2 separate regions of the Mus musculus genome follow, and region 2 is linked to region 1. The links are chromatin loops, found by intact Hi-C in ENCODE. Cell type or tissue: left cerebral cortex. All regions are shown on one strand. Each heading gives the region's core, and the rest is flanking DNA. Links, peaks and the distances in the headings are about the cores only.

What was found. A loop is a pair of places that touch in the nucleus more often than their neighbours do. Peaks named below come from ENCODE experiments on the same cell type or tissue, not always from the same donor. Only the 100,000 strongest peaks of a DNase experiment are listed, where the experiment ranks them.
Region 2: a loop joins it to region 1, with 2.2 times the contacts of the local background. A loop is called at or near these places in 3 of 42 quality-filtered maps.

The regions. Positions count from the first base shown.
Region 1 is chr2:165,412,780-165,415,682 of GRCm38, forward strand. All of the region lies in intron 10 of Slc13a3 (solute carrier family 13 (sodium-dependent dicarboxylate transporter), member 3), which reads right to left. Among named protein-coding and RNA genes, the nearest start is that of Ocstamp, 14 kb to the left of the region's middle. In left cerebral cortex, for the core only: no CTCF peak of the experiment used is centred there; a DNase peak (open chromatin) is centred at 1,339.
Region 2 is chr2:165,468,979-165,471,881 of GRCm38, forward strand. The region is part of intron 1 of Slc13a3 (solute carrier family 13 (sodium-dependent dicarboxylate transporter), member 3); the gene reads right to left. Among named protein-coding and RNA genes, the nearest start is that of Slc13a3, 2.8 kb to the right of the region's middle. In left cerebral cortex, for the core only: a CTCF peak has its summit at 1,396; no DNase peak of the experiment used is centred there.

The sequences.
Region 1 (2,903 bases), core at 182-2,681:
CAGAGGCAGCATATGTCTCATATATCAAATGTGACACAATGTTATTAATGATAGACTTATGAGCAGCCCTAAAGATTATTGTCACAATGATAACTAACCAATATTGTAGTCACAAGAAGCCAATATTAACATGGTATCGCTAGTCACCATCCTAAGAATCACTATTATCAAGGCTGGGTACCTGCTGGCACCTGCTGCCTCCTCCCTACCATCCTGTCCCTGTTTTATTGAAGAGGAAACAATCTTGTGACTTGCCGAAGGTCCCATAACAGTGACTGAGAATCCATATGAACTTCTAGAAAGTTCCCTATCATTTCCACCTTCCTCTGGAGGAGCTGGCTGTCACATGACCCTTTAAGAGCAATTCCCACCTGGGTGTGGTAGCTCACACCTATGGCGTCAGTACGTGGGAGCAGGAGGACCCCCTGGACTTCCCAGCCCACCTTAGGGCTCTTCCTGAGAAGGGTAGCAGAGCTGTAGGTTTAGGGGCTCATCCAAGGCAGAGTTGGATGAGCCCCAAACACTGAGAATCAAATCAACATGTCTGAGAGGAGCTTGCTCGTTCATGATGTGTGCAACATTCACTGCCCATTCTGGAGCTATATTTCTTATTAATGTATTTATTTACCTTTGCAAGACTGAACACTAAACCCAGAACTTGACACATGTGAGGCAAGTGCTCTACCACTGAGCGCTACCTGCCGGCTACACTCTCCTTGTTACTTCGGGTGAACTCACTCTATAGCCCAGGCTACCCTTCAACTTTTGCCTTTCTTACCTCTCTCTCCTGAGTAGCTGAGATTGCATGTCTGGATCACCATATCTGTCTTTAGAAGATTCCTTGATAGATTTGGGGCACAGCAGTCATTGTCCAGAAGGAACAACACATTTGCTTCTCTGATTTACCTTAGAAGTTACTTCCACGGCCAGAGTAATAAGAGCTTAAGAAGCTGGGTGCGGTGGCTCACACTTTTAATCCCAGCCATTTGGAAAGTAGAAAACAGGATGATCAAGAATTCAAGGCCAGCCTTGGCTACATAGGAAGTTTCAAGCCAACCAGGGTTGTGTGAGTCTCTATCTTAACAAGCCAAAAACCAAAGAGCCAAAATCAAAACAAAAACAAACGACAGCTTAGACACATCACACCCCAGCAAAGTCTATAGCATTAAGGCATTTTCTGCAATTTGCAGAGTTCTGTGAGAGGCTGCACCAGCCATTCCTTGCTACAGGGAGCACAGGGCAGCTGGTGCTCCCTCAAGCCATGGTCTGGCACACTGTGAGAGCCTGTTAATGACCAGGCAAGTGTCCAGTCAAGAGCTTCCTGTGGCCTGGCCTCTGAGTGAGAGGACCCTTGCCAACCAGTGCCTTGACTTGGGCTCCTAAATGGAAGGCATCTTCCTCTTCCCAGCTCCCTACGGTTCTGCTGGGGACACTAAAGGGGTTTCCTCCAGCCCTTTTCAATTCCCCGAGGAACTATGGTCTTGGTTTCCTTAGAAACACAGCCCTCAGAATTCTCAGGGAGGCCAGAGACCAGCAGTAGCCAGAGGCAGCATGGGGAGAGCTAAGGGACTCTGCTTAGCTGGGTTAAGTGTGCTGCCCAGCTAACTCTTTCACCTTCCCCGTGCCTCAGTTTCCTTATCTGTAGGCCAGAGGTTATAAGGGAGAAAAGCAGCCTACAGATCGAAAATACTTAGCACTGTGTCTGGGCACCATGAGTGCTAGTGGTCAGAGGTCGCTCGAGGTCACCTGATGCCTGGGGGTGGGGGGACTCAGAGCTGATTGACACAGTGGCTGTCAGACTCCAAAGGTGACCAGCAGACCCCAGGTCACTTTGCAGAAGTGAATGGGGGGAGACTAAGCTTTCAGGGTGTTGTTGTTCTTCCTCCTCTTTCCTTCAGCCAGACCCTCTCTCCGTGCTCTCATCTACACATAGTGTGGCCATGTTTCTTAAGGACAGTTCAAGTCCAGAGCTCAAAATTCTAAGTCTCCGAGGGACTAGAAGATGCATAGTCAGACAGACAGACAGGAAGAGGGGCTACGAGTGGGTAGATAACAAGGGTGGCAAGCCTCCCCCCCCCCATTTCTTCCTCACCCTCCTGACCTGAGACAAAAGCCCCACAACTTAAAACAGTTGTCCTCCATCCCCTACACCCACCCCCGTGGCTGATGGACCAGACCAACAAGTACAAGGCCAGACCAGGACGAGTTTACCCAAAGTGGTGGGTCTGTTAGCCTCTCTGTTTTTGTTCAAACTGACCAACCCTGAGTCAGGGGAGGGGTGTGCCTTAAAGACCCTTAGAACCCTAACTTTCATGGAGAGGTTGCATTTTAGCTTCTCTCTCTCTCTCTCCCCTCCCCCCTCAGTCTTCCTCTGTCTCCGTCTCTGTCTCCGTGTCCATCTCTGTCTCTGTCTCTCTCTCTCTGTGTATACATGAGTGTTCCCTATCCCTAAAAAATAACCCGAAGCTTCTTTTCCCACCGACTCTGCTGCTGTCAGCTGTTTGAGATTTTCCCTGCTGCTACTTGTCAGCTCAATTTCCTCCCTGCCTTTTAATTCTTTGAGTGGCAGAGCACACGAAACTAATCAAGGCCGCAAGAATGTAACACTGGGGTCCTGGGAAATCTCTCTAAAGGCCTCGCAATACACAGCAGACTCAGCTCAGCAAACGAATTCTTAGAAGAAAACAAAGCAAGCTTGAGGAAAGAGAAGGCTGGTGTGTGTGTGTGTGTGTGTGTGTGTGTGAGATAGAGAGAGAGCATTTAACCATTGCAGCATGTAAGAGCTCTGTGACCTTAGATAAGTGACCTAACATCTCTGTACCTCTGATGACTCTGCGGATTAATGGGTGTCTATAAAAATGGTACGGGAAAGGATGTATTACTTTTTAAGTAATCTGCTGAGC
Region 2 (2,903 bases), core at 164-2,663, 56 kb after region 1:
GTGTGTGTGTGTGTTTTCATATATAATGTGTCTGCTTACCTAGAGACTAGCATCGGCCTCCTCGAGACTGAGTGTCTCAGTGGCCCGGAGTTCACTAATTAGGCTGGCCTGGCCGACCAGTGAGTCCCAGGGATGCCTCTGGCTCTGCCTCCCACAGTGAGGGATCACAGATGCACACGACATTTTCTCACATGTTCTCAGGATTGAACTCAGGTCCCCACACTTCCAAGGTGAGAGTTTTATGATCTGAGCTGTCAGTCCCTCCCATGTGCCCCCTTCCTCCTCCCCTCGCCACCCCTATCCCTTTCTGGACTTCAGTGAAAAGCCAGCTAAGTGAAGACATTCAGCAAGGTCTGGTCATGGAAAGTGTCAACCACAGGGCTGGAAGTCAATTGTTTTTCCAGAAATCTCCACCAGGGCTTTACACCACCTGGTTATCTTGTCTTCCAATGCTCAGGGCCGAGAGAGAGCATGGACAGGCTCTGGGTTGGTGATCAGAAGCTATGTGACGTCGGGAACATGACTCAACTTCTGTCGCCATCTCCTCATCTGATGAGGATGGCCACTGTATTTCCTTCTTAAGACCACTATGGGAGCGAAAGGAACTGAGGTGTGATATCCAAGCTCAGGTGGGGAGGGGCCAAGGTGCTAGCTGTTGTTATGGCAACGAATGTCCAAGTCCTGTATTGCCCTGAGCTGTGTCTGAATTCACAGCCCACTGAGATAGGGATCCCTTGCCTACCAAGAAGGAAAGGAGACTCAGACATTCTGCCTTCAAGCCCAGAGCCATCTCCTCTATTCCTTCATCTTAGGGCCCCTATTCATCCATCACTAATGCTCCCTGAGCCTCGGTTTCCCTTATCTGACAATGTAAGTACCCCCCATTCTTGAATATTGAGCTCAAAAGTCACAAAGCCCCATGTGTCCATGGTGATTGTGCCATGGGACCCAAAGGATAACCAGGAAGGCAGACAGCATGTCAGCTGTGTTGAAAGGGAGGCCCATGGGAGCCAGTGACTTGTCTGGATCACAGAGAAGCCCTGATCTCAAATCCCCACAAACAGGAAAGGAAAAGCCTTCTCGTGGCCACCCACTGGCAAGAGACTGAGCCAAAGAAAAGAAAGGTACCTTGGGGACCCACTACCCCTTAAAAAGATTGCTGTCCCTGCCCCAGGTCAAGCCTTTCCAGAGGACACCTATGGGCAAATTCAGAAGCAGGGAGTGTCCCTAGGGGGATCCAGCTGTGCCCTAAGACCTGGTTTAGCCACAGCTGCAGCTTGCTCCGTGCACCACCTGTGCAACCTTCTGTCTCTGTCCAGCCTGGAACTTCCCCAGCTGCCCGTGCTTAGAGCATCTTCAGAGTCACCCAGTGGTGAAGAACTCACAGCCGCCAGGGGGCCAGAGCAGCTGTCTGTTCCTTGTGGAACCAGAGGAGAGGAAGCTACTCAGCCAGCAGACGGGCTGGTATTAACTCAAAAGCAGCCACACCCACCAGCTATGCTGGCCACCGATACACTCCCACCTCCAGAGATGGCCTTTGGTGGGAAACACAGCAGCTCTTAACTTCTGTCCAGAGTTGCTGGCAACCCCTGGGGTCATGGAAAAAGATGCCCTGGGGGGTGGGGAATTCTAGGCCTGGGCTTGGCATGTTCTTTCCCTCCTGCCTCGCACCTTGACTCACAGCATGTGCTAGGAGCCTCTCTGTCCCCAACCCCAGCTTTCCACAGTGGGCCAGCGCCTTCTGGACCAGTGACCCATGAACATCAGAATGTGTGGCCTGGGTGGATCACAGAGATAGAAAGCCAGCGCTGAGCTGGCGTGACCCCCATTTCTCCATAACATACCAAATGGAAGATGCCCTGGTCTTCTAAGTTTCTTCCCTCATCTGGTACCTGCCAGTCCCAAGGATCTCCAGGCCATGCTTGTCCAATGCCACCTGCTTGGTGGCCTGGACATGCCTCGGGCTCAGAGACTTCCAAGCAGTCTCTGATGAGGGAAGTTGGGTAAACACTACAGACACTCCAAGCTGCCATCAGCTTTTTGAGATTGGCCCTGCAGGCTTAGGGAGGCCATGTCTACACTGCCTGCTAGCTATGAACCCGGAGTTGCCTTCTGTGGAATCACATTTCACAACCAAGAGGAGGACACGCCAGCTCTTACCAGCCAGGAGCTTGAGGAAAACTACGTAAACCACTCTGAATGCAGAGATGTCAAGCCTCCTCACCCAACGGATCCACCTGCTTCCCAAGGCCAGGTCCTGGCAGTGACATCTCAGGCTCGCATATGCAGTTCTCACCCAGGGAGCCACAAACAAATGAGTGGTCCTTTCCTGATAATGAAGAGGGCGCCAGCCCAGTGCACGCAGCCCCACCGAGCATGTGTGATCCTCTGACCCTGCCGTACAGTGTCATCTACACATGCCTGAGAATCTCACCACTGACTTACCCCAAAAGTAAGATTCAAAAGTCTCAAGATGCATTAAGTTTGAGGATTGTGCTGAGCCACACCCGCTGCTATCCCTGGGCTGCGTTGGGCAGGTTACCCGGCCTCCTAGGCCTTTACTTCCTCACGTGTCAAGTAGGAAGGCAAACACAGGCACCTCCCTGGCTGAGCAGACTGCCGAAGATACTGCTGCAGAGCCTGGCCGGAGGCCTTTCCTTATCAGGCAGGCCACAATCCCTGACATCTACTCAGCTAACACAGGTTAAGGTGGCTGTGGCTGCCCCATCCAGTTAGACCCAAGGTGGGACTGTCCCTGTCTTGGCACGACCTCACCCGAAACCCATGCTGGTGGGTCTGCTTTTGTGATTTTTGCCTCTGGGGTAGAGCACACAGCAACCATGGTCCCTGCAGGCATAAGGTTCCTATGCATCCACCGTCCCTATCCAGACATCTGTTGGCCA